3 separate regions of the Mus musculus genome follow, and regions 1 and 2 are each linked to region 3. The links are chromatin loops, found by intact Hi-C in ENCODE. Cell type or tissue: heart. All regions are shown on one strand. Region 1 holds the start of Pigf (phosphatidylinositol glycan anchor biosynthesis, class F). Region 2 holds the start of Mcfd2 (multiple coagulation factor deficiency 2). Region 3 holds the start of Rhoq (ras homolog family member Q).

What was found. Hi-C counts contacts between places; a loop is a spot of excess contacts. Peaks named below come from ENCODE experiments on the same cell type or tissue, not always from the same donor. Only the 100,000 strongest peaks of a DNase experiment are listed, where the experiment ranks them.
Region 1: it touches region 3 in a loop (3-fold over the local background); 15 of 42 quality-filtered maps call a loop at or near these places.
Region 2: it touches region 3 in a loop (2.5-fold over the local background); 2 of 42 quality-filtered maps call a loop at or near these places.

Annotation. Positions count from the first base shown.
Region 1 is chr17:87,022,207-87,030,206 of GRCm38, forward strand. Pigf (phosphatidylinositol glycan anchor biosynthesis, class F) reads right to left here and starts at 3,195. Exons shown (of 6, transcript NM_008838.1): 1 at 3,092-3,195; 2 at 1,459-1,707. The coding sequence starts at 1,686. Cript (cysteine-rich PDZ-binding protein) reads left to right here and starts at 3,355. Exons shown (of 5, transcript NM_019936.3): 1 at 3,355-3,469; 2 at 5,493-5,558. The coding sequence starts at 3,454. In heart, a CTCF peak has its summit at 3,542; a DNase peak (open chromatin) is centred at 3,255; H3K4me3 peaks cover 2,376 bases; H3K27ac peaks cover 1,327 bases.
Region 2 is chr17:87,260,557-87,268,556 of GRCm38, forward strand. It overlaps Mcfd2 (multiple coagulation factor deficiency 2), which reads right to left and starts at 5,391. Exons shown (of 4, transcript NM_139295.3): 1 at 5,279-5,391. In heart, a CTCF peak has its summit at 5,507; DNase peaks (open chromatin) are centred at 3,065 and 5,485; H3K4me3 peaks cover 2,250 bases; H3K27ac peaks cover 1,792 bases.
Region 3 is chr17:86,959,408-86,967,407 of GRCm38, forward strand. It overlaps Rhoq (ras homolog family member Q), which reads left to right and starts at 3,704. Exons shown (of 5, transcript NM_145491.2): 1 at 3,704-4,340; 2 at 4,893-4,951. The coding sequence starts at 4,199. LOC115488765 reads left to right here. Exons shown (of 3, transcript XM_030250169.1): 3 at 3,466-4,139. The coding sequence ends at 4,139. In heart, a CTCF peak has its summit at 3,095 (motif pointing right); DNase peaks (open chromatin) are centred at 2,034, 3,054, 3,754, 5,324 and 3 weaker places; H3K4me3 peaks cover 3,487 bases; H3K27ac peaks cover 4,343 bases.

The sequences.
Region 1 (8,000 bases), 63 kb after region 3:
ATGAAGTAAAGACCTACCCTCTGACTTCAACATGAGAGCTGTGTCGTATGTACACAATTTAAAATGTTAATATGTGATTTGGAATTACATCGTCTGAACGTTCAGATCACGTTCTAGGCATAGGCCTATTAGTAGATGTTCAAGTCTTTTGTGTTTTTTTAATATTGTCTATTCTGTAATATGAATGTGATTTGAGAAATTAGTGTTTTGCTTTTTTGATGCAATTTACCCAGTTTTGTTTTAAAATGAAAAAAAAAAAAAGTGTAGCATTCATTATTTTTTTGTAGGTGATTCGTGGGTCTTTCTATAATAAGGTCGCTGTGGCTTCTGTACCTCAACACTGTTATCAATATTTCTTAAGTATTAGTAATGTCACAGTCACACTACAGAAACAGAAATCACTTTTGGCTCTTATGCTGGTATGGTGGGTAGCGTGTATTTGTGTGATATTTGTCTTTTAAATGAAAAAGAATTATATATTTTGTGTCTATGTGCGTGTACATGTGTGTTTAAAATGTTCTAACAGGGAATTAAACACGGTACTGAGTATTCAGTGAGATTTTAATTTAACATAATTGTCAAATGTCATAGCATAGTGACTATTCTAGAAAAAATTAAATTATATCTGAAAACATTTAACTGTTTAGTCAAGGAAGGTCACATGTGAAATAACAGTTGCTATGACTTAATTTCCAATGAAGTCTAGAAAACTCCAAGCTCCAGTGGATGGCCCCACATCCATTCAGATATAGGGTTCTAGAAGTTATAACTACAAAGACAAAAGGTTATCAAGTTGCCCAGGGAGTAGGAATAGAGTAGGGAGTGAATGCATGTGATCAAAAACACAGCGTGCATGTATGAAATTACCAAACAATAAAAATATGTATTTTAAAAATATAAATGGCTTAGGCGACGGTTTAGTCAGTAAGCAACAAGGACCTGAATCGATTCCCGGAACCCACCGTAAAATGTCAGGTATGGGGCTTGCTTGTCCCCACACTGGGGAGACAGAGGCTCTCTGGAGAGCCACTCTGGCCTAAGTGATAAGCTCCACACCATTAAATGTCCTGGACAGGGCAGGCGGACAGGGTTTCTAAAGATAACACTTCAAGTTGTCCTCCAGCCCCCAAATGCATTTGCCCACCCACATACCTAAAAAAATGTACAAAAGTAAATGAAAATAAACTGCAGTGTCTTGTAAGTTATCTTCCGTGATAAAACCATGCTTATATAGGTCATTCACATTGTGATGCATTGAAGGAGTCATAATTCCACAATGAATGCACAGCAAGAATCTATCAAACACTGTAGGAAGGTAACAGGCTACTGCTCTGGTGGGGGCGGGGGAGACTTGGTTCCCTTTACACTGTAAATCACTCAATAAGGACGAAGCGAAACTTCCTTCTTACACTGTAACCTCCACCCTAAAGCCAGTGAAGCAACAGAAGTGACCCTTACCTTATGTGACAATGAACTTCTTTTAGAGGACACATTCGGTTTCACTACTAAGTACGACAAGAGATTGACAGTGGTCACAGAAGCAGAGCAGATACACAGCCAGGTCAAATGAGCTTCCAATACTGAGAAGTTGTCCACGAAGAAGGACGGAATGAAAATGCTTAGGAAAATTGAAAATACGCACAAAAGATTGGTATACAGAAGTCTCTTGATGTCAGTATCTTTCATGATGTTTTCTTGGGTAGCTATCTAGTAGAAAACAAATTAAGAAAAACATGTAATGATTTTTTTTCCATTGTCCCAAGCACTTCAATACTCTAAATATAAACCATGTATTAATAATTTTCTATGGGCAACATATTTGTTTCAAAACACAGAACAAGCATATGCAGATTTTAATTGTTACTTTAGATTTCTCTAATATGGTATACATTATCTTTCAGAGCCTCAAAAAGAAAATTCCTGTAAAAATTTAAATATTTGTGACTGGTTTCTACAAAGGGGACATGTGCCAGACACCAGCAACTAATTTTACTTTTTTGGCGAAAATCACTGCAGTTCCCAAATGACAGCCAAGTATACACTTAGATATGCAAATGGTGGAGGACCATCTTAAGATGGTCATTATGCTACACTAAGGGCTCACACTGTCTGTACAGATGTTAAATAATGGTAATAGCAGAACGCGAGTGGGAGGAGAAACAATAGTTTCCAGTCTCTAAATACATATATTTGACCTAGAGAACAGTTTCTATGTTATACTGACTAAAGTTAATTAAGAACTTAAAAGTAACACATGTTACAATGTAGTAAAAATCGGGCCCAAAAAGTAACATCCACACCGCAGGGTGAGGAACTAGCAGGAAAGGTAAAAGCGCAAGTCTGGGCATGGTGCTATTAGCCCTCATTTCATTCACACTTATCGTTTTCAAAAGCAAATGATACTGATTAAGAAAACTGGATGAACAAGTTAGCAGATACGGCCAAGGTTACACACGCACAAGCCATTTCAAGCATCGCCTCTTTAAACAAGAAGAAATCCTCCAGGGTCGGGACAAGAACGCATAGCCGTGAAAAGACTTGGGGAAAGTTTCTCAGATTCTCCCTTCCACTGCGGGGTCAGGCAGGAAGCGCGATCAGAAATCCATCCTAGGCCACCGGCAAACACCCATCTAACACGGCGAGCGCGAGCGGTACCCAAACGCAAAGGTGACACCGGCGAGCGAGTCCCCGACCCAGGACACCACACCTGGGAAGCCGCCCTCGGGACTCGCGATCCCGTGAGAACGGGGTCGGAAGGCTTGGCTGCTCCCGAGCCCTCCTCCTGAGCAGCCTTTGCTCAGGTGCGGACCGCAGCTCCACCCCACCCAGGTGGCTCCGTCCCAGCCTCGGACGGCGCAGTGTGGGCAACTGGAGGTCGCCATCATAGAGAGAGCCCGTGCGGCCGACCCGGTGACCTGAGGTCGGAGTCCCCTGAGAGACTGTGATAGACGCCGGCATCTCAGAGGGTCGGTAGCGCAGGGCATCCTCTGGTCCGCCGGAAGCGTGGCGCCCTGGAAGTCACCGCAGCGGTCGGCGGTGCGACCTGCACCCGCCCCGGGCGAGTGTGAGAAGCAACCCGCCACCGGCTTACCTAACTCTCCCGCCCGCCGAAGGGAAGGGGGACACCACCGCCTCCCACCCTCAGGTGCTACAGGCTGGCATGGCCCCTGGCGCAGGCGCAGACCAGAAAGCGAGGGGGCGGGGGGAACTCACAAGCGCACAGCCAATCGTTGACGAGAAGGGGCGGGATAATGAGAGCAGCCCCGCCCATCAGCTCGCGTTTATCCCTCCCGCGACTTTCTAGGTACGGGATAGGCCGGAGCGGGAGGGCTGAGAGTCCGGAAGCGGGCTGACGTAGCCGGAAGAGGAAGTCGTCTCCGCTGGGGCGTTGTTGTGTTTGGGTTGCTGCTCCTGCTTTGCCGGCTGAGGGCACAGGGACACCCCCATGTAAGGATGGTGTGTGAAAAGTGTAAGTTCAGGGGCTGCTTCTGGGGGAGGTGGAGGGCTGAGAAGTTCTCTCGGGATTTCTCTGGTTTTCCCCTGCTGGTCTGTGGCGTAACCGGTGTCTTCCTACCCTGCCCCTCGGCCCTTCTTGCCTGTCCCGTAAGCATAGCCTTCCGCTCTGTGTTGAGAATGGCTTCAGTTCTGCGCCTCTTGTGTTTGTTTCTGTTGTCGTCCTCGCGCCCCTTCTGGGTCTCCTCCGTTACAACTTCTTGATTGGCTCTCGGAGGCTTAAATCGGATCTTCACGATCTTTCTGGTAGCATCAAGAGTTGACAGATGTCACAAGTATAAGTTCCAGGCTCTCGGTTACATCTTAAGATTATAAGCAATGGTTAATTTCCAGTATTATTAATATGTCCCGAATAATGTTTAAATCTTGACTTTCTGCTTTTCCTTACTACAAAACATGCCGCATTTAATACAGATTTTATTTATTTATTTATTTATTTTTGGTTTTTCGAGACAGGGTTTCTCTGTGTAGCCCTGGCTGTCCTGGAACTCACTCTGTAAACCAGGCTGGCCTCGAACTCAGAAATCCGCCTGCCTCTGCCTCCCCAGTGCTGGGATTAAAGGCGTGCACCACCACCGCCCGGCTAGATTTTATTTTAAAAATTACTTCAGTGGCTATCTGAAATTAAGTTAAATTGGATATTTTGAGCCATCCCGTCAATTCATTAATACTCACAGCTTTGGGTCAGGTGAAGGAGAGAGTCTCATCACCACCAAAGAAATCTTTAAGTAGTCACCCCTGGCTTTTAGAAAGGTCTTTTTAACCCTTTTAGTTACCATTCAGTAATTCCAATGAAACCCTTAAGATTTGTTGTAAATATTTAATTTTTTTTTTTTTGGTAGCTGCAAAAGCTGATGATTCGTTTAAAAACAACTTTCTTCTCTTGATCTCTTTCATGGGCTAGACAGCCTTCTCTGACAAGATTCAACCCACATCTCAGTTACTGGCGGATATACAGGACCCATTTTGTTCATAGCCCCTCAGTATGTAGAACTCTGGACACAGACACCCCTCCAGAGCTGTGCCATTCTTAAACGGTTTTTTATTCTTTTCGAAAGTGGGATAAATGGTTAATTAAATGTGGCTTAAATGTATTTAGATTGTGAAGCCGTCCTTTGTGCTGTGCCCTGAAAGGTCATTTCCTCTGCTCTTCTGAGAAATCTAAGGTCTTATTATCTGTAGCCTCTCAGTCTGTCTGCTCATTGCATGCACCCCGTAAGTAAACTGAGGTACTTGCATACAGAAGCTGTAATGTCAGCAGCCGCCTCAGTTCAGTCTTCCCTTGTATCACACATTATTCGAGAAAGTTACTTTTCTCCAATTTTTTAGAGTTACCTCTTAGAACTTGGCACGTACGTGTTCTCCAGTTGTGCATTTACTGAGTTCCAGGGAGTTTGGTTTCAGTGTGCTTTCTTTTCCTTGTTCTGTTAGGTGTTTGAGGACTGTTTGGCCTCAGCTGGCACATCCATACCACTGAGCATCCAGTGCTCTTCTCCACCCTGAACAGTGCCCTACTTAAACAGTACTAAGTAACTGTCCATTTGGAGCATATAAATACAATATATTTATCATTTTAAATTGCTTTGTTTTCATCAGAACCTTGCATGGTGCTTTGTACAGACTAGGTGATTAGAGAATGTGAGAGAGAGGAATGAATAAGTTTGTCAGAACTGCTTAAAGTATAATCAGTTAAAGCCTGTTACTAGAGCATCGTTTTGTCCTGTAAGTTTTATTTAGAACCAGTATCTGTTGCCCACTGTTACTATCTTAAGTTTTCATTCATTGGTTTCTACCCTGGCATTAGTAGGTTCCTCCTATAATCTGACTTCATATCGTTATGTACTTTAGGCGATACAATATATTTATCATTTTAAATTATTATTGTAAAGTTAGCAAAGAAATGGGTTTTGTTATTTTATTTCCACACAGTTTGCTTATTAGATGACAGCTGTTCTCTTTTGCTGTCTTGGCGACCACAGGTGAAAAGAAACTCGGCAGAGTTATCACTCCAGACACATGGAAAGATGGTGCCCGGAACACCACAGGTACTGTTTGCTGTTAGGAGACAGGAGCTGGGTCAAGCGCTGTGGCCCTGCTCTGGTGCGTCACATTTTGCACAGTGCAGTGTTAGATGCTGATTACCTTGCCCAGTAAACACCGAGGGCTCGGTTCTCCTGGGAGTGCACATCTTTCTTCATCATCTGAGTTACATGTACGGATTCCTCATATAGTCAAGAAGTAGTAAAATTATTATTTCAATGTATGTCTATTTGATTCAGATTGGTAAAGTCTGTGTTTACATTTCCTTCCCACATCTAAGTTTTACATTCTCAAACAAATTTAGACTGCCTTACTTTTTTTTTTTATTAAACGCATACAGCAAAGCCCAGTGCAGTGATGCATGCCTTTAATCCCAGTACTTGAGAGGCAGAGGCAAGCGGATTTCTGAGTTCGAGGCCAGCCTGGTCTATCTACAAAGTGAGTTCCAGGACAGCCAGGGCTATACAGAGAAGCCCTGTCTCGAAAAACAAAAACAAAACAAAACAAACAAACAAACAAAAAAAAACCAAAGTAGACAGATGTTACACATACAAAAAGAGTGTAGGCATTGTCAAAGCACTACTTTAAGACTGAACAATAAAGCAATTATACAGTGTTCATTAAAAACTGGGCTATTATATGAAGATTTTTAAAAATTACAATAAGGGTCTGTGATGGTTTGTATATTCTTGTACCAGGGAGGTGTGGCCTGGTTGGAGTAGGTGTGTCACTGTGGATGTGGCCTTAAGATCCTCACCCTAGTTGCCTGGAAGTCAGTCTTCCACTAGCAGCCTTTGGATGAAGAGGTAGGACTCTAAGCTCTGCCTGCACCAATACCTCCCTGGAAACTGCCATGCTCCCACCTTGATGATAATGGACTGAACCTCTGAACCTGTAAGCCAGCGCCAATTAAATGTTTGTTTTTTTTTTGTTTTGTTTTTTTGGTTTTTTTTTTGTAAGACTTGCCTTGGTCATGGTGTCTGTTCACAGCAGTAAAACCCTAACTAAGACAGAAGTTGGTACCAGGAGTGGGGTATTGCTGTGATAGGCCTGACCATGCTTTTATTTGAAAGAATGTGGATTTTTGGACTTTGGATTTGGAACTCAGTGGAATGCTTTAAATGGGGCTTAGTGGGTCATCCTAGTAGGAATCTGGAAGACTTTGTTGCTGGGAGTAACTGTGTTGACCTGGCCCAAGAGATTTCAAAGGAGAAGAATTTCAGTATGTGGCATAAAGACTGTTTTTGTGGTATTTTGGTGAAGAATGTGGCTACTTTTTGCCCTTGTCTGAAAAGTCTGCCTGAGGCTAAGGTGAAGAGACTCAGATTAATTGCATTGACAAAGGAAGTTCCAAAAAAGCCCAGCAGAGACTTTGTTCTCTGGTTAAGTCTCATAAAGAGAAGTTTGAACAAGCATAGCAAGCTTAGAAAGGAAAAATATAAAATATATGGTTCGAGTATTAAAGGCATACTAGGAAGTGAAATAGAGCAAAAACCTGTGTTCTAGGAAATAACAGATTAAGGGAGTGGGACCTTGGGGCAAGATCCTACCAGCTAAATTTAGATCCAGGCCTGGTGGTACATACCTTTAATCCCATGAGACAGGCATGCTGATCTCTGCGTTCAAGGTCAATCTACAGAGCAAGATCCAGGATAGCCAAGCTTAGGCAGTGAAGGATTTGGAAAACATAAAGCCAGTGATAATGTAATAGTACAAGCGGGTCATGTTCTAGTTCCTGCAAGCAACAGAACTTGGCAGCTTCAGCCATGTGGCTCTGGCTCTAGAGTTAAGAATGGAAGGAACTACTGGGACAATTGATGCTGGTTAGCTGGAGCTAAGAAATTAGCAGTGATTAAGAAGAGATCAGCATCACTGAGGTGAAATCTTGTGGGAAGTATTTTCTGGGAGCACAAAGAAGCTGTGTTCCAGAGATAGCCAAGGTTGTACCTCTTGCTGCAGCTGGACTTGGTATTGTGTAAGAATCACCCAGGTGGTACTGGTTTTGAAGGCATGAAAGTGTCATGAAGAACAGCTGAAGCTTGACACTGTGAGAGGCCATGGAAGGCCATTGGTGAAGGTGCAGCCTCAGTTGCAATTGATGGCCCAGGACTGAAGGGGTCATGCAAAGGATTTGAGACTTGGCACCATGAAGAGAGCTATGAGAGACTATTGGTGAAGCCCAGTTGGAGTGGAACACCCCAGTGTATTGGAGATGTCAATACCAAGGGATGATCACCAAGAACAGCAGCTGTAGTGGAGTGGATCAACCTGAGCATAGAGTGCTACAGAGGGCAGAGCTGGAGAAGTGATGCCAGCCCTTAGGAAGAGTCCAAAAGATCAAGTGGAATCCCAGACACTGAAACAAGAAGCTGTAACATTGAAATTACCTTAGAGACTCAAAGATGTTAAAGATGTCAAAGCCATGGGATACATGCTGAGGAAAGCTG
Region 2 (8,000 bases), 300 kb after region 3:
ATCCTTTGCATGACCCTTTCAGTCCTGGGCCCTCAACTGCAACTGAGACTGCACCTTCACCAATGGCCTTTCATTGCTTCTCACAGTGCCAAGTCTCAGCTGCTCTTCATGACCCCTTCATGCCTTCAAAGTCAATACCACCTGGGTGACTCTCAGACATCACCAAGTCCAGCTGCAGTATGAGGTACAACCTTGGCCATCTCTGGAACACAGCTTCTTTGTGCTCTCAGAAAACGCTTCCCAGGTTTCACCTCAGTGATTCTGGTCTCTTCTTAATCACCACTAATTGCTTAGCGCCAGCTAACCAGAATCATCAATTGTCCTAGTAGTCTCCTCCTCTTGACTCTAGAGCCAGAGCCACATGGCTGAAGCTGCAGTTCTGCTGCTTGCGGGAACTGGAACATGGCTCCCGTGTTCTATTACATTTGCACCAGCTTCCTCTTTTCCAGCTCCTTCACTGCCTAAGCTTGGCTGTCCTGGATCTTGCTCTGTAGATTGACCTCCAACTCAGAGATCTGCATGCCTGTCTCCTGGGATTAAAGGTGTGTAACACCAGGCCTGGATTTAAGCTTTTCTTCACCTAGAACTTGCTCTGTCTCAGACTGGCTTTGAACTCAGAGATCTGCTTGGCTTTATCTCCTGGTATTAAAGGTGTGTGTGTGTACCACCATGCCTGGGTCTAAACTCAGCTGGGTAGGATCCTGCCCCAAAGTCCCACTGCCTTAATTTGTTATCTCCTTGAACACAGGACTCAGCTCCATTTCACTTCCAGGCACCCCTTTAACACTTGAACCATATATTCTATATTTTTCCTTTCTCAGCTTGCTATGCTTGTTTAAAATGTTCTTTATGAGATTGAACCAGAGAACAAAGTCTATGATGGGCGTTTCTGAAACTTCCTTTGTCAATGCAATTAATCTGAGTCTCTTCACCTTAGCCTCAGGCAGACTCTTCACATAAGGGCAAAAAGAAGTCACTTCTTCACCAAAACACCACAAGAACAGTCTTTACACCACATACTGAAATTCTCCACTGAAACCTCTCGGGCCAGGTCTGCACAATTGAAATCACTCTCAGTAATGAAGCCTTCCATATTCCTACTAGGATAGCCCATTAAACCCCATTTAAAGCGTTCTATTGCTTTCCAAATCCAAAGTTCCAAAATCCACATTCTTCTAAACAAAAGCACGGCCAGGCCTATCTCAGCAATACCCCAGTCCCTGGAACCAATTTTGTCTTAGGGTTTTACTGCTGTGAACAGACACCATGACCAAAGCAAGTCTTATAAAAGACAACATTAATTGGGCTGGCTTTCAGGTTCAGAGGTTCAGTCCATCAAGATGCAGGGCAGCATCTAGGCAGGCATGATGCAGGCAGAGCTGAGAGTTCTACATCTTCATCTGAAGGCTGCTAATGGAAGACTCACTTCCAGGCAGTTAGGGCTAGGGAATTAAAGCCCAAGTCCACCGTGACACACCCACTCCAACGGGGCCACACCTTCTAATGATGCCACTCCCTGGCCTGAGCATATACAAACCATCACAAAGGAGTAATTTTCAAGGTGCTCAAACGCAGTATCTAGCCTGACTACTGTGCAATGACATTATGCAATCTATCACGCTGCATAAGGTTTCTAATAGATTCAATGAAAAAAAAAAAAAAAAAAAGCAGGCAGTAAGTCTACCCATAATTCACTGCTGCAAAGTAAATCTATACACATATACAAGTATGCCTCTAACCCTCATCTCTGTCTCTCCTACCTGAGCACTGGGATTACTGGCAGCTGCACACATACCTGACATTTATGTGGGTGCTGGGTATGGGAACTCCAGTCCTCAAGCTGCATGCAATTTACCCACTGGGCCAGTCAGGGCTACATAATGAAATCCTATCTAAAAAAACAAAACAACCAAACCAAAAACAAAACAAACAAAAAACCTACTATAAATGACTTTTTCCATATATGTATGTAATCCCTACCATAATTCTAATACTCAATGGCAGTTTCTAGCTAACATTTACCTCCAGATAATTCAAGAGTTAGAAACCACACTTCCAACTTAAGAAGCAAGCATCTAGACCCTGCCAAGGTTGTACCAGGAACAGAGAACATGTTCTCAAGTTATTCCTAGTAGTGCCTACTATGCTGATGTCACTTAACCCAGGCCAGAGCAGAATAACTTATTCTGGGCCCACATCTTAGGAGTGTGGGGGTAGGAAGGACCAGAAATGGGATCCAGTCCTCCCTAACCCTCGGACTCAATTATCTTCAGTGTCTTCTCCCCTTGGCTTTTGTTGTTTTACTGTTTTAAAACAGGCTGTCACTATACAACTCATGCTGGCTTAACTACAGTCATCTATATTCACCTTCCAAGTGCTGTGATGCAGGCATGTGCCACCCTGAGCCTGGCTTCTATGTTCTTCCAGTGTTTTTGGTTCTTGGCTTCTGGACTGGAATAGGAAGACATTCTCAGTACAGGGCACCTGCCTGGTGTCTAGACTACTGGTTCACAACTTGTGTGTCCTGTGGGTCATGGTCCTTGGTGGACTAGAGGGATAACCACAGATACACAGCTAAGATTTAAAAAGAAAAGGGAAAAAAAAATGTGCATGCTGAGGAAGGGACAGTGTGCTTGAGTGTGACAGCCACACTGATGTCACGTGTCTTGTTTAGTTGTTTTCTACTTCTATATCGAGAGGCAAGGTCTACAGCCTGCAGCCACATTCTGATGTCAGTGTAATTGGGGAGGGGGGCACCTTGGAGCTGTCTACTGAAACCATGGCGCCTTTCCTCGAAGAACATGGTTGGCTCCAGCTGGGATGTGTACCTGTGGCATGTTTTAAACTGATGTAATAGCAGACCTTGACCCAAGTGGTTAATAAGCACAGGAACTTTGAGTTCAGGTTAGCCTCTCTTCAGTATAAAAGCCAAGAACCTCTGAGCTTGCGTCGTCGGCAAGTTCCCAACATGAAAGCTCAAGAAATACCAGCTCCAGGAAGTCAGAAGGAATCCCACAAAGCACGGGGACGACAAGAGGCAGGGCCTGCCACTTGCCAGATTCAACTGTTCCCAGTCAAAAAGGACACATTGCATCATCCACACTCCAGTTACTTAGTTCAAGGCCATGGGCACAAGGCCTGGAAAGATAAGCCCCAAGGGTTCCCTGGCTCACTCACCTTCAGGAAACGGCAAAGGCCAAGCTAGAGAAAAACCCAACTAAGGGAGAGGCTGACAACTGACTTCCCTTTTCTAAAGACCCCCATGTACAGAGACTCTTCTTGATGGGCCTGGAGTCTTAGAAACTTGACTATCTTATGTTGACTACTTATATATTCTTGACTGAAAGGCTGTTGCTCATCCTTTGGAGAAGGTCATCTTCAACAGAATGAGCAACTCTGGGAGAGACACACACAGCAACGAAAGAGGAAAAGGATATTGCTAAGCTCAGCAGACCACCACCACTAACCCTGTCGGTATGATCAGTGGGGTATGATCGGCGGCGGCAAGCAGATCGTCTGGAAACCAGAGAGGGCTGTAGAAAACAATCAGGGCCTTAGCATGAGTCTGACAGGGCAATGCTGACCTGCCTCAGAGCCTTGACTCCAACAGGGCTCCTCTCACTGCTCCGGACGCCTCTGTTGCCACTGTGTCTGGTCATTCCTCCTAGGCCCGGTTCAGATGAGACGTAAAGACTCTTGTGGTTAACACCCCTTGCTTCCTTGTCTGTTTCTTCCTTCCTATCTTTCCTTCTCCTCTTTCCAAAGGTCAGGATCTGTGTTCTCTCATTTGTGAACTGAACAACGCTGAGCTGGCGTGGGACGTGGTCAGAATGGGGTGAGAAGAAACACAGTACTTAAGTCTCTATCTCAGAGGCCCTGGCCTAAGGCTGAGCTCTCCCTTTGCAGCACTCCTGCCCACCCTTCCTTCCCACTGGGCCATTATTCCTATCAGGGAGTGGGCTTTCCTCCTAGCAGCTGTTGGCAGCCTTCAGAGGCTCTTAGTTGGGAATTTACATTCAAAGCAATCACATTTGACAACACCCCAGACATCCTGTTACACGGAGCCAAGGCCAACTGACTAGTGCTTCCTAGTTGTAGTCATCTCCATGCTCTTGAAGTCCAAGTAACCAGCAAGTTTCTGGGTTACAGAAAGCCCCCACATGGGCTGAGGTTGAAAACTTGTCCTGAATAGGCTGGTGTTTAATAGTCTGGTCCATTTGTTCACTGGGGGATTCCAAAGGAATGCCATGCTACCCTTATAACTAACATTTAACTAAGAGCCTAGTTACATAGGGAGAGCAGAGCTGTGAAGGCTGTGAGAACAGTCAGACGCCTCTCGACAGCAAAACACAGGTCACTAAAGAGGCACTCCAGGGGTATCACACACACCCCCATCCACAGAAAGCATGAGAAGAAATATTTCAACCCAAAGCAAAGCACGCCCCTCCATATGGCAGTGAACACCTAAACATGACTTAAGTCCAATCCAGAATATTCAGATGAGGAGGGGCAGGTCTTGAGTAAAGTACAAAGACAGTGAGTGAGTCACAACAGGCATTGCAGGAAGGAAAGAAGAGCTTGGAAGGGCAATGAGAATCCACAGAAGGACCTGGGAATGGGGCAGGGTGGCTGAGCGTGTCTCTACCTCCCCTGTACTGGACACGTTGAGGAGGGTCAATCAATATTAAAGGAGCAGAAAAGAGAGCTGATTGCTAAGGCAAGGTGTCTGGAAAAGTGAGAGTTTTGAATAGGTTCAATGTATTTGATGAGTGTAGGTAAGAGTGACGCCCAGGCCTCTGGTTTGGGCATATGTGTGGATGGAGGTGCCATGTCCCAGAAAGGGAAAACGAGACAAACGAGCATCCCTTGTCTACCTAACCTCCTAGGCTCAAACTAGCCAACCCTGTCGAGACAACAGGACCTGTGGGTCTGCCCCGAGGAAGGTGGGGGAGCCAGAGGCAGATGGAGTAACGCCTGAGACCCGCGTGCTTCCAGGCCAGCCAGGGTCCGTGTCCAGCCCACACAGCTGGCCCTACAGCCTAGTACTGAGACTCCCAGCAATGGGGTGAGCGCAAACAACAGCGCGGTGCTCAGCCGGGCAGACACGTCTGGCCCCCGAAACCCTCTCGGAAGACAGGCTGCCTCCGTGGGCCACAGGTCCCGCTGCGCCCTGAAGGTCCGCATCCTCCACCCCGCCACCCGGGCCTCCCATTCTCGAGCCCCAGGCCGACCGACCTCTGCCCCGAGGGTCAGGCCTCCGGCCCGTGGGTTCGCTCACCCCGATAATCCCCGACGCAGTCGCGAAGCACTCCAACGTGAACCTTGCCAGCTGCCGTCCCTGGGACGCTTTTCTCCGCACGCCGGTCCCGCCCCTCGCCCAGCCGCGCACGCGCACAGCCTCCCGCCCGCCCACCAACGCTGCCGGCCCCGCCCCCTGTGCGACCCGATCCAGTGGATCCACGTGTCCCCTGTGGCTGGCGCGGCCAGACCCGCCTCCCGAGGGCGACACCCTACTGCTAGGGCCCTGGGGAGGCCAAGAGGCGAGCTGGTTGCTAGGCAAACCTGAGGCTCCGGAACGTGGCTCACCGTGGGTTGTGGGCTGCAGGATCCGGAGGAGGCGGACTCCGAAGCTGGCCAGCCTCACCTTCTCTATACTTTGACGGATATCCTTGCTTCCACTACAAACTGAGAGAGTAAAACCCCTAACTCCTGTCCCAGTGAGGCAGCCGGTACTTCTCGGGGATCCTGCGTTTCCAAGACTGACCTGCTTCCATTTTCTTTTTGCTCCATTCCCTGAGCCGCAGCCTCAAGATCCAGCTAGTAAAGTTCCTGAAATCGTCTGGTTTTGTTGTTTTCTTTGAGAGAAGACAATATATTTAAAAAAAAAAAAAAAAAAAAGGATCCTGCCCTTTGATATTAACAAAATTGTCTTTCAGTGAATGTGTATAGATACAGATAGATATATGAGCTTAGGACTGTACATTTTAAAATTCCTTCTCTCCTTTGTATCTTTGAAGATACATAATCGTATTTTTTTTAGATGCACCTACATCAAAGATGGAGAGAGATTATATCAAAGCCCACCCCCACCCCCTCTTCCTTGTAGCCTTGAAAATTGCCCAACAGCACCGTTTTTGTCTCTTTGTCCCACTTTCCAAGATTAAGATTTCAACATTATCCATAGGGAGAGAAAGCCTCTTTCAAGAGTCCCTAAGATATTGCATCTCATTCCATCTCATTCTGAAGGTTAGATTAATTTGGTCCAGTTCATTCTGGGTACCCTGTAGTTGACTGCATTGTACCTACGATCCTTTGTCCTGGGAGCTACAAATGCAGGCAGTTTATGAAGCTCAGTAAGTAGAGACTGGACCGAGGGTAGCCTGGAGCATTCTTCACCTCACACCTCCTAGACTTTTTGTTTTGTTGCTGATTTGGTGTTTTGATTTTTCGAGACAGGATCTCTCAGTGTAGCCCTGGCTGTTCTGGAACTTGCTCTGTAGACCGGGCTGCCCGCAGACTCAGATCCATCTGCTTCTGTCTCCCAAGTGCTGGGATTAAAGGTGTGTGCCACCACTGCCCTGCTCAGACTTTTTTCTAATAAGCACTTGCCACCAAGCCAGATACTCCACCTTCTCTGTGGATGCTAGCTTTTGTCATCTTTCTCTTTCTACTGGATCATTCTTACCTGCATAGATGCTTGCCCTCTGGTTCTTTCCTACAATGCTATTGAAATGGCCATCTCCATGCAAACCAGGTCTCTTCTGACTTGCTTATTCCTCGAAGTCAAACATGGCTCCCATTGTCTCCTTTGTTTGAATGCTGTGGAGGTGGGTTTGAGTTCTGCTATGCTCAAGCTATGCTCAGTGTGACACACAGTCTCCTGCTGCCTGCTGATCAAGATGCAGAACTCTCAGCTCCTTCTCCAGCACCATGTCTGCCTAGATGCTGCCATGCTTCCCACCTTGATGATAATGGACTGAACCTCTGAAACTGGAAGCCAGCCCCAGTTAAATGTTGTCCTTTGCAAGAGTTGCTGTGGTTATGGCATCTCTTCACAGCGATTAAAAACCCTAAGGCACAGCCACACTTTGAAGCATTTTTTTTTTCTTTCCTGACAACTATGCTTGTTGTTCTCCGGTCTGTCCTCCTGGCATCGCATCCTCTGCTCAACGTACGAAAAGAGGGCGCCATGGTGCTGAGTACTCTCATCTAGTGATTTCATCTAGTCCTGTGCTTGAAAGGCCAGTTGCATGCAAACAACTCCCTAAAGGTTTTGTATGTGCATATGTAATATGTTTGCATGTGTCCACGTGTGTGAGAGCATTTGCTTATGTATGGATGCTATAAATCTATACTGAATGTCTTCTTCTGACCCTCTTCTGCCAGGGTCTCTCGAACCTGGCATTTGTCAGTTTGGCAAGGCTAGCTGCCCAGCCATGAGCTCCATGAATCTTCCTGTCTCCGAGACCCCCTCTTCCATCACTGAGATGACAGACACTTTCGACCATGCCAGGCTTTTATGTGGGTGCCAGCGGCCCAAGGTCAGGTCTTCTGATTGTATGGCAGTACTTTCCCAAGTGAGCCATCTTTCCTGTAATTCTTGGTACCTCTAAATAACGGCCTCCTTGTCAGCTCCATTTGATGGCTAACTGGAATCTTAAGCTTAAGGACCCCTTGTAAAACTTGACCCTTCCCCTCAAACCCATGCCAGTCTTGTCTATGGTAGCCATATCACTGATATCCACTTGGTTATTTGAGTTGAAATTCTTGGAGGTCTTCATGATTCTGTTACCTTTGTATACCTTTGAGCAAATCTCCTTGTGCTATCAAAATATAAAACTTTAAAACACATTTTACACCTCTAGTTTCTCGTGGTTCTACTGCTAGGAGCCGCCATGGAGCCACGAAGGGTGTCTCAGAGATGGCCCACATGATCTGTCTGCTTCCATCCATTTTTGCCCAAGCTTGGTCTATGGCAGAGACACTACCTCTGTGACTTT
Region 3 (8,000 bases):
ATTGAAGCTGTCATTTCCACTGCACCTTCGGAAGACCTAGGGACTCGGCTGAGCAGCAACCAAGATGTGATGGATGCCTCTCCGGCAGAGATTCTCCTTCTTAACTGCTGTCTATCACGTCAGAATTACAGAATCTAGTCAGAATGAAGGCTGGGCCTCGGAAGTAAAGGCTGAAGACATCCAAAGGGTCCCAACCCCTTCTCACGATGATGGTTTTATGAATGGAGTATAGCCCCAGTGTTAGGTAAAAGCCACCCAGCATTTCACTGGCTACCCTGACTGGCTTAAGGATGAAGTGAATTTAAATTATCAGATGAAGTCTAAGGCTTTAGTTTAATTAGTCAAGGAAAACCTGCTGGTCAGAGTGGCAAACAGAAGATGTAAACCCTCCTCAGGCTGTTACCAAACTCCATGGATACTGTCATGTGACCATTCTTGAGCCTCACTCTCTTCTTCATGCTCATGGCAATCCATTGCTTGCTCTTACACACTCTCTCCCCAACTCTGCCTGACCTTAGCTCTAGTCTCCAAACCCATACCCTAGGCCCTGAGTGGCCTCAAGTGACAGGCCGAGATCTGTCATTTTCCTTATCTGCTATCTTTGCTGTTTTGTCATGGAACACACAGCAAGTAGCATGAGCTTGGAAGCGCACCTTTCAAACCCTAGCCCTGCTACTCAGCTGGGAGACTGAGCAAGGTTCTGACTGTCTTTGTGTGTTTCTTACCTTGGCTATCATGCGAACACGATAAGAGTCAGAATTCCTTTGGTTATCAGAGGCTAAAAACTAACTTCAACTCATTCGGCAAAAAGGAGAGCTGAAATAGTTCAATCTGCCCATCTGAAGGAGCCAGTAAGGACTCAGGGACAGGAGGGTCACAAACTTAAAAGGGGGGTGGGGACTCAGGCAGGATGTGTAAGAGGAAAGCCTCCAGTCAAAGCGCCTGATGGCAGACGTGAGGCAAATGGTGCTGACCTAGGCAGATGGACTAATAGCTGTCTACGAGTCCACGAGTCTTATCTTGCAGAGTCATTTCAGAAATAAAGTAAGATTATCTCCATCGCTGACCACCAAGTACTGAGTGACACACAGGTACCGCACACAGCAGCACGCGGCCAATCACTCCCTTGTTCACCATGCCCTTGCTTTTAGGACCTCTGCTCACCTACATGATGCCTTTGTCTCTTGCTATCGAGATGGAGATACGTTCTCTGAATGTACGCAGCCCAGCGGGATAAGGTTTGACAAATAACCTGTCCACTTCAGATGATCCGAATGCCCGAGAAGTTCTGCGCTGCCCTTCCTCGGCCAGCATGCACTGTCTGCTTTCCCCAGGCCTCTTCCTATGACCTCAGAGCCCCAGGCCAATCATACCGTAACTTTGCAAATCCTTCCACAGCACACCCACAGCTATGCGCTGCTGCCTCCCCGGCTCCTCCAGAAGTCTGTTCTTTATTCCCTCCCACAGTACTGATTACATTATGTAGCAACTATCTGTTTTCCCATCAGCTCCTTCCCGCTCCCCCTCTAGTGACTGTGACTTGCCAGCTCGATGTCCCCTGCCCAGGAAGAAAGCCTGGCTTCTAGTCGACCTCAATTCATGCTTGTTAAGTGGAATATTGAATGAGGAGGAGGAAGGAAGGAGTAGAGGAAAAAGAGAAGGCGGCCTAGACGGGCTCACTGTTCTCACACAGACCTGTGTCTGTTTCAGTGTTCACAGTTCAAACAAAAGGAAAAGAGCAGAGGCCTCTGGGATGCCCAGAAACAAAGTTGTTTCCTGTGCCCGAGTCCTTGACATTTGAGAACTGTTTTTGGTTTTGTTCTGTTTTACCACTTGGGCATTCTCTTTTTTGCCCATGGGAAACTGAGGGTCTTGCAGAGGTCTAACTATTCCAGTTGAAGAGTGCATGGACTGTCAAGGCAGTGTTCTAGAGTGGGCCCGCCCCGCCCCCACATCCACCAGGTGTGACTGTCCCCAGAGCTCTAATATTCTTGGCAGTCTGTCTGGCATCACTGTGGGCCAAGGGAATGAGGTCACTGTCGCCAATGAAGTCACCACCACATGATTCATCCCACATCAGTCCCCAACTCGGAGTGTACTCTGAGAGTCTCAGAGCTTCTCACAAGCCATCCAGGACCCGGGGTCCCTGTAAGATGAGCTCACATTTTTTTTTTTTTTTAAAGCAGAAAACAGGCCTAGAGAAAGGCAGCCAGCCATGCTACTAACTTGTGGTGCTTGGACCAAGTTCAGCTTTCCGGCAGAGCTGGCTCCTACAGCTCTTTAACCTTTCCACATTTCCTCCTTTCAGAATACTAGTCTTCGCAAACACAGCCAGAGCTAATGGTGATGCAAGCAGCAAACCTTGCTCTCTTCTCCTTCACGGGAAAGTGTCAAGACCTGACTTCAAGATAGTGTGGTGCCTTTCCTAACCTTTCAGAATGTATGAAGTAACTTTCAGATTTATTAGTGTAGTCAATGCAAGTACCTCCACTCGAATGCAATGGACAGGGTATGGAGAGATGTTCCCCTACGTTCACAAGGAACGTTAAATACTATTTGAAATCTTCCTGGTCGAATTGAAATCAGGATTATGACTTGAAAACTGGCGTCCAGGGTTCGTGGAAGTGAAATGAGGGCATCACAGTAGGCATCTCCCCAGGTGGCCCTTGAACACCGGGAGTGACAGGGAACCTTTTGGTAACCACTTCACTGGTCCCAGTTTCCCCCACCTAAATCCCGGGGGCAAGGGTATGAGTGACCCACGCACCTCTCAACACAGCATTTTCTACCACTATGAATTGGTGAGAGGAAAGGACTTCCCTGTCAGCAAGCTTGGGGGTAGGCTGCGGTGTGGGGTCAGTCAGCGCAGAGTGAGCCTTCGAACCAAGACCGTACATTTAAAGCAGCACTCGGCCACACAACTAACTGGCCCTGGCCAGACAAGTGTTTCCGGACTTGCCAGACAGAGGCGCAGGGTTGGTCCTGAATCACTGGCCAAGTCTCAGAGCGCGAGGCTACATCATACCTCAGGGATCACAATTGAATACTTTTGGAGAGACGCTTGGAAGCGAAAGGAAGCCTCGGACGATGTCGCCTCCAGGGGGAGCACAAATAACATCTGTGGTCTCCTGACAAGGGCTCGCCCCTTTGTGGCTGGTTGGGGGTGCAATATGCTGCATCTCTTAGTCACCGATTTCATAGAAAATGACTCAAGCTCGTGCTGCGAAAAGCGTGGGGTAGTGATGCTGAGGAGCAAGCAATAAGCCAGAAGTCTCAGTTTTCCAGTTCCGAGACCCACCACCCTCCCAGCCTCCGCACACCTTTCTAATTATTGTTATTAATTATATTTATAACCCTCTTGGCCGCTGTTCCTGATTTCTAGTTGCGTGGAGCACTTGCAGGCCGACGAGATGGCTCCTGCCTTCCAGGCAGAATTTAAATATACACATCTGTATAATGTTGCAGAATTGCGTCACCGTGGAAGTCGTCGTGATTCCCCGAAAGGCCTTCACGTCTCCTCCGGGCACCGGGGCCTGCGGACGCTTCCGGGCTTTGGCCGCACTTTCGCGAGGAGCCCTGGGCTCCTTCCTAGCGGCTGCCCAAGAGCCCCTCCCCCAGCCCCCATCCTCCCGGATACAGGGCGCCTCCTCCTCGGCCTCCGCGCCCGACTCCCAGGGAGTCAAGCTTGGGTGAGCGGCAGGAGCGCACGGCGGGCGCGGGCGCGGGGCGCGCCGCACTCCGGAGCCGCCCGGACCGCCCTCCCCCACCCCCCTTCACCGGCCCAGGAGGGCGGGGGCCGGAGCGGCGCGGGGCGGGCAGAGCCGCCTGGCCCCTCCCCTCCGCCGCCCTCCCCAAAGTTGCCGACTCCCCTGGGGCCGGACGGTCTTATGATCCGGCGGATCCTCCTGGGGAGGCCGGGCCGGGGAGCGGGTTCGGGCGCCGAGCGGCGGGGCCAGCAGGCGGGCGCGGCGAGCCGGGCCAGGGCGGGGAGCGGGGCAGAGATCGAAGCGGCGGCGGCTGCGCCCCGGGCCCGCCGCACCTTCTCCTCCGGTCAGGGGAACCGCTGCATGGGGCCGGGAGGGCGGCCCTGCTGCGCCGAGCGGCGGCGACGGCGGACCCCCCAAGCGGGCTGGGGCTGAGCCCGGGGCCAGGGCGGGGGCTCCGGGGGGACCATGCCCCGAGGCCGGCCGGCCGCAGCATGGCTCACGGGCCCGGCGCGCTGATGCTGAAGTGCGTGGTGGTCGGCGACGGGGCGGTGGGCAAGACGTGCCTGCTCATGAGCTATGCCAACGACGCCTTCCCCGAGGAGTACGTGCCCACTGTCTTCGACCACTACGCAGGTACGCCTCTGCCCTGCTGACTAAGGGGCTGATCCCCGGCTGGGAACTTTGGAGCAACTTTGGCTGAGCCCCCTGGCTTGCCTCCCCTGAGCGTGCTCCCCTCCCCCGCCGTGCCCTCTGCCTGGCGGCTTCACCCCCCCCCCCAAGCTGTGCCTCTGGTCACCCCACCCCTCGCAGCAACTCCCACCCCATTCCTATCTCCCCCTTCGCCCCGTCTCCCACACTTTTCAGTCCCCTGAGCGCCCTTCTTGACCTTCCAGCTGCCTCTTCCCTTACTGCCCGAAACCCCTGTAGGGGAAACATCTGGGAACACTAGTAGACGTGGCTACAGGGTTTGGGGGGGGGGGGGAGTGGATGGCAGGGGCCACATTACACCTATATCTCATGCAACTTGGCAGTGAAGTGGACTCGGATAAAAGGGGAATGTTGTCTCCTGGGGAGCACCCACATGCTTCCCAGTATTTGGGAAAGGAGGTTACTGTGGGGAGCCAAAGTGCTAGATCTCAGATCACTGTGAGCTTCTCTCCCCACCCCCCACTTCTGTCCTTGCAGTCAGCGTCACCGTGGGGGGCAAGCAGTACCTCTTGGGACTCTATGACACAGCTGGACAGGTGAGTGTTTTGGCTTCTGGCCGGTTCCCTTACCCCCATCTCTCGCCAATTCTGTGTGGCTGTGGAGGGCCTTTGGAAACTGAGGTGTCTAGGTGGGAGGGTGTGTTTTGGGGGGGGGGGCTGCCTCAAGATCAGGTTGGTTTTTTTTTTCTTAAGTCAGCAAATTAAGGAAACAAACCCAAAAGAAAACGCAGACCAGCGTGAACCCCGCGATGTGAAAAGTTTTTGACTGTATGGGTCTTTACGTGTGTTGCCTGGTGAGTGGGTCCCAACTCCTGTTGCAAAGTGGCAGCAGCCAATGGTAAAGCGTTCTTATTTTTAGTTGCTGATGACCAGGTCTCCCCCTCGCAGCCTCTGTCTGGGCCCTCATTGGTGAGTGGTCTGCCTGCCCGAGGAGCCTGATTGGTGGGAAATGGCATCATCTAAGAGGCTGGGAAGGCGTTTGGTCCTGGTTGTGTTTATTACAACATCATTGCACTCTGGGACTCCAGTCCCTGAAAACGTAATTTGTGGTGTTACCAGAGGAGCACAGGGAAAAAGAAAAGAAACAACAACCGTCAGCCACTCCCTGGGGTTGGGGCGGCAGGGTTAAGAGTTCAGCTGGAGTCTTGGAGGAAGCTTTCTTCCCCCTGGAGGGCCAGGTGACTTTGTGTTTTCTTTGGAGAGATTATGTGCAGAAAGGAAAGGAACGCGTCTTTCTGCAGTCTCTGGCTAGTGCTGGCAAACTGAAGGGTCAGACTGTTCTCCTGTAGGGTTAAGGGGTTTTCTTGGGGGTTCTGTCTCCCTAACCTAGCTCCACTGTCTTGCCAGACCCACTTTCTTTCTTCTGGGGCTGACTAAGGTGATGGTTTCGCAGAATTCAGCTCTGCAGTGTGCTCTGAAGTCTTTGGAAGTTGCTGTGTCTTATGCAGGCTTGAGAGCCCTGAGGATGCGCGAGCCATTGAACGGTGAACAGTGACTCCAGTCTTTGCGCTTTAGTTGTGAACAGGGGGCTGAAGATGGAGGTGGGGTGGGGTGGGGCCCAGGGGGAGAGAAATACCACCAGATACGATATGCTAAATATGTGTTTGATTAGATCTGCCTTTTAGCATCGTACGCTCTCAGATTCTATACTCATGTCTAGAAATATTTTGTGGGTTTTTGGGGAGGTGGGAGAGGCTTGATTTGGCCCCGATTTCTCAACTGTTAGAGCAGTGGTTCTCAGCCTGTCGGGAAGGGATCACTATCAGCTATCCTAAGCATCAAATGTTTACATTAAGAGTCATAACAGTAGCAAAATCACAGTTATGAAATAGCAACAAAATAACTTTATGGTTGGGGGTCACAGCAACAGGAGGAGCTGTGTTAACGGGGAACAGAATAGGAAGGTTGAGGAGCACTGAGTTAGAGGGACATCTGAGAATGGAGACCTGCCAGCAGTGCAAAGGGGAGGACACCCCTTTCACTGAAGTGGCTCAGGCCAGTGCTGTGTGTGTGTGTGTGTGTGTGTGTGTGTGTGTGTGTGATTCTCAACTTCTAGGGCCTGTTTTGGTTATTCTTTAACCCCACCAACACCCCTTTCATCCATTTTGGAGGGCAAGGAGTGGACAGCAGTCAAGTACCTCCGACTTCCGAGCGGTGCTGTTGATAGACAGGGAGTTGACAATAGTTGAAACAGTTTTTGGAGAAGAAAGTTCCCAATTTTTAATTTCTTAATCTACCTCATCTTGTTGTTGCAATGGTCGTGTTTTAAACATGTACTTTACTCAGCAAGCCCACTTAATATTTGCCTTCTGCATAGCAGAGACCGGGGCAACCACATGCACGTGTATGTACATCTAAGCTCACACAGCTTACAAAAGCTTGCTGCCGAGATAAAGGACCCCGTGCCACTCCAGTGGGGTCCTGGGAAGTACCGAGGTGCCCCGGGGTCGGTCAGATTGTTTGTATGCCTGAAGTTTTACAGCCATCCTCTTGGTGGCAGTTGTCTGGGTGTGGATGGGGAGGGTGTGATCAGGGGGTCACACATCACACGATGTTAAGTACCACAGATGAACACTTAGGATTTTGGGCTAACGTTATTGATACTTTCATCTGTAGTACGAAAAGGTAGCCATTATCAGACAAAATGGTAGGGCTGTCATATCATGCTAAGTAGCCATCTGGGGGCGTGCAAAAGAAAACATTGAAGTTATGGGATCACTGCTGCTGGTAGGAGTGTATGTAAGCGTCTGGATCACATGATTGCTCATGTGTCTTATGTATGTTTCTGTGCTGATTGCTAAGACTCTATCTCTCTATAAATATTTTCCAGATTCCTTTTATGATGATAGTAATAATGGTAAACAAATATACATACATACATACATACATACATACATACATACATACATACACTCAGATGTCAGGGATTTTAGGCCAGATAGAAAAAGAGGGACATCTGCGGACTTTGGGACTAAAACACCTTGGGGTCATATCTCTACCTATACTAGGCATGCAATTCTAACTGAATTTATTTACTTTCTCTGTAATAGTAAAATGTGGATAATTAGGATCTCCACTGCAGGGATGTAGGCTGTCTTAAATTCATTAACCTTTGCAAAAACAGTTGGCACGAACAGTTCTTTGTGTATAGTAGGCGTGCAAATGATATTACAAGAAATTACTGTGTTCTGCTATGGACGAGTTAATTTTGGGGGCTGGGGGTGGTCGAAAGCGGAGCACAATGTATCATGCCTGAAGTCGATCAACTCCGCTACCATGCCAGGTCCTAGAATTGTTAGCAGAGGTGTGGAGCCAGAGAAATAGTTTCAGGTTCTGTGTAGACGTTGAGAAGCAAGGGGCATATGTAGGTTTCAGCTGGTTCTTTTTCCAGAGACAGTGGGATGTGGAGGAGGAAGATTACACGCTGGAAAGCACTGGCCTTCTCTCCAAACTGCCCACGTGTGTGGGTGCTTGGCATACCTACTTAAATAAATGCAGCAATGCCTCGCTCGGGTTGGCACCTCCAGTCCACGTCTTTACACTTGGCCTTCTCGACGATTCCAGTCAAGTCCAGAACCACAAGCAT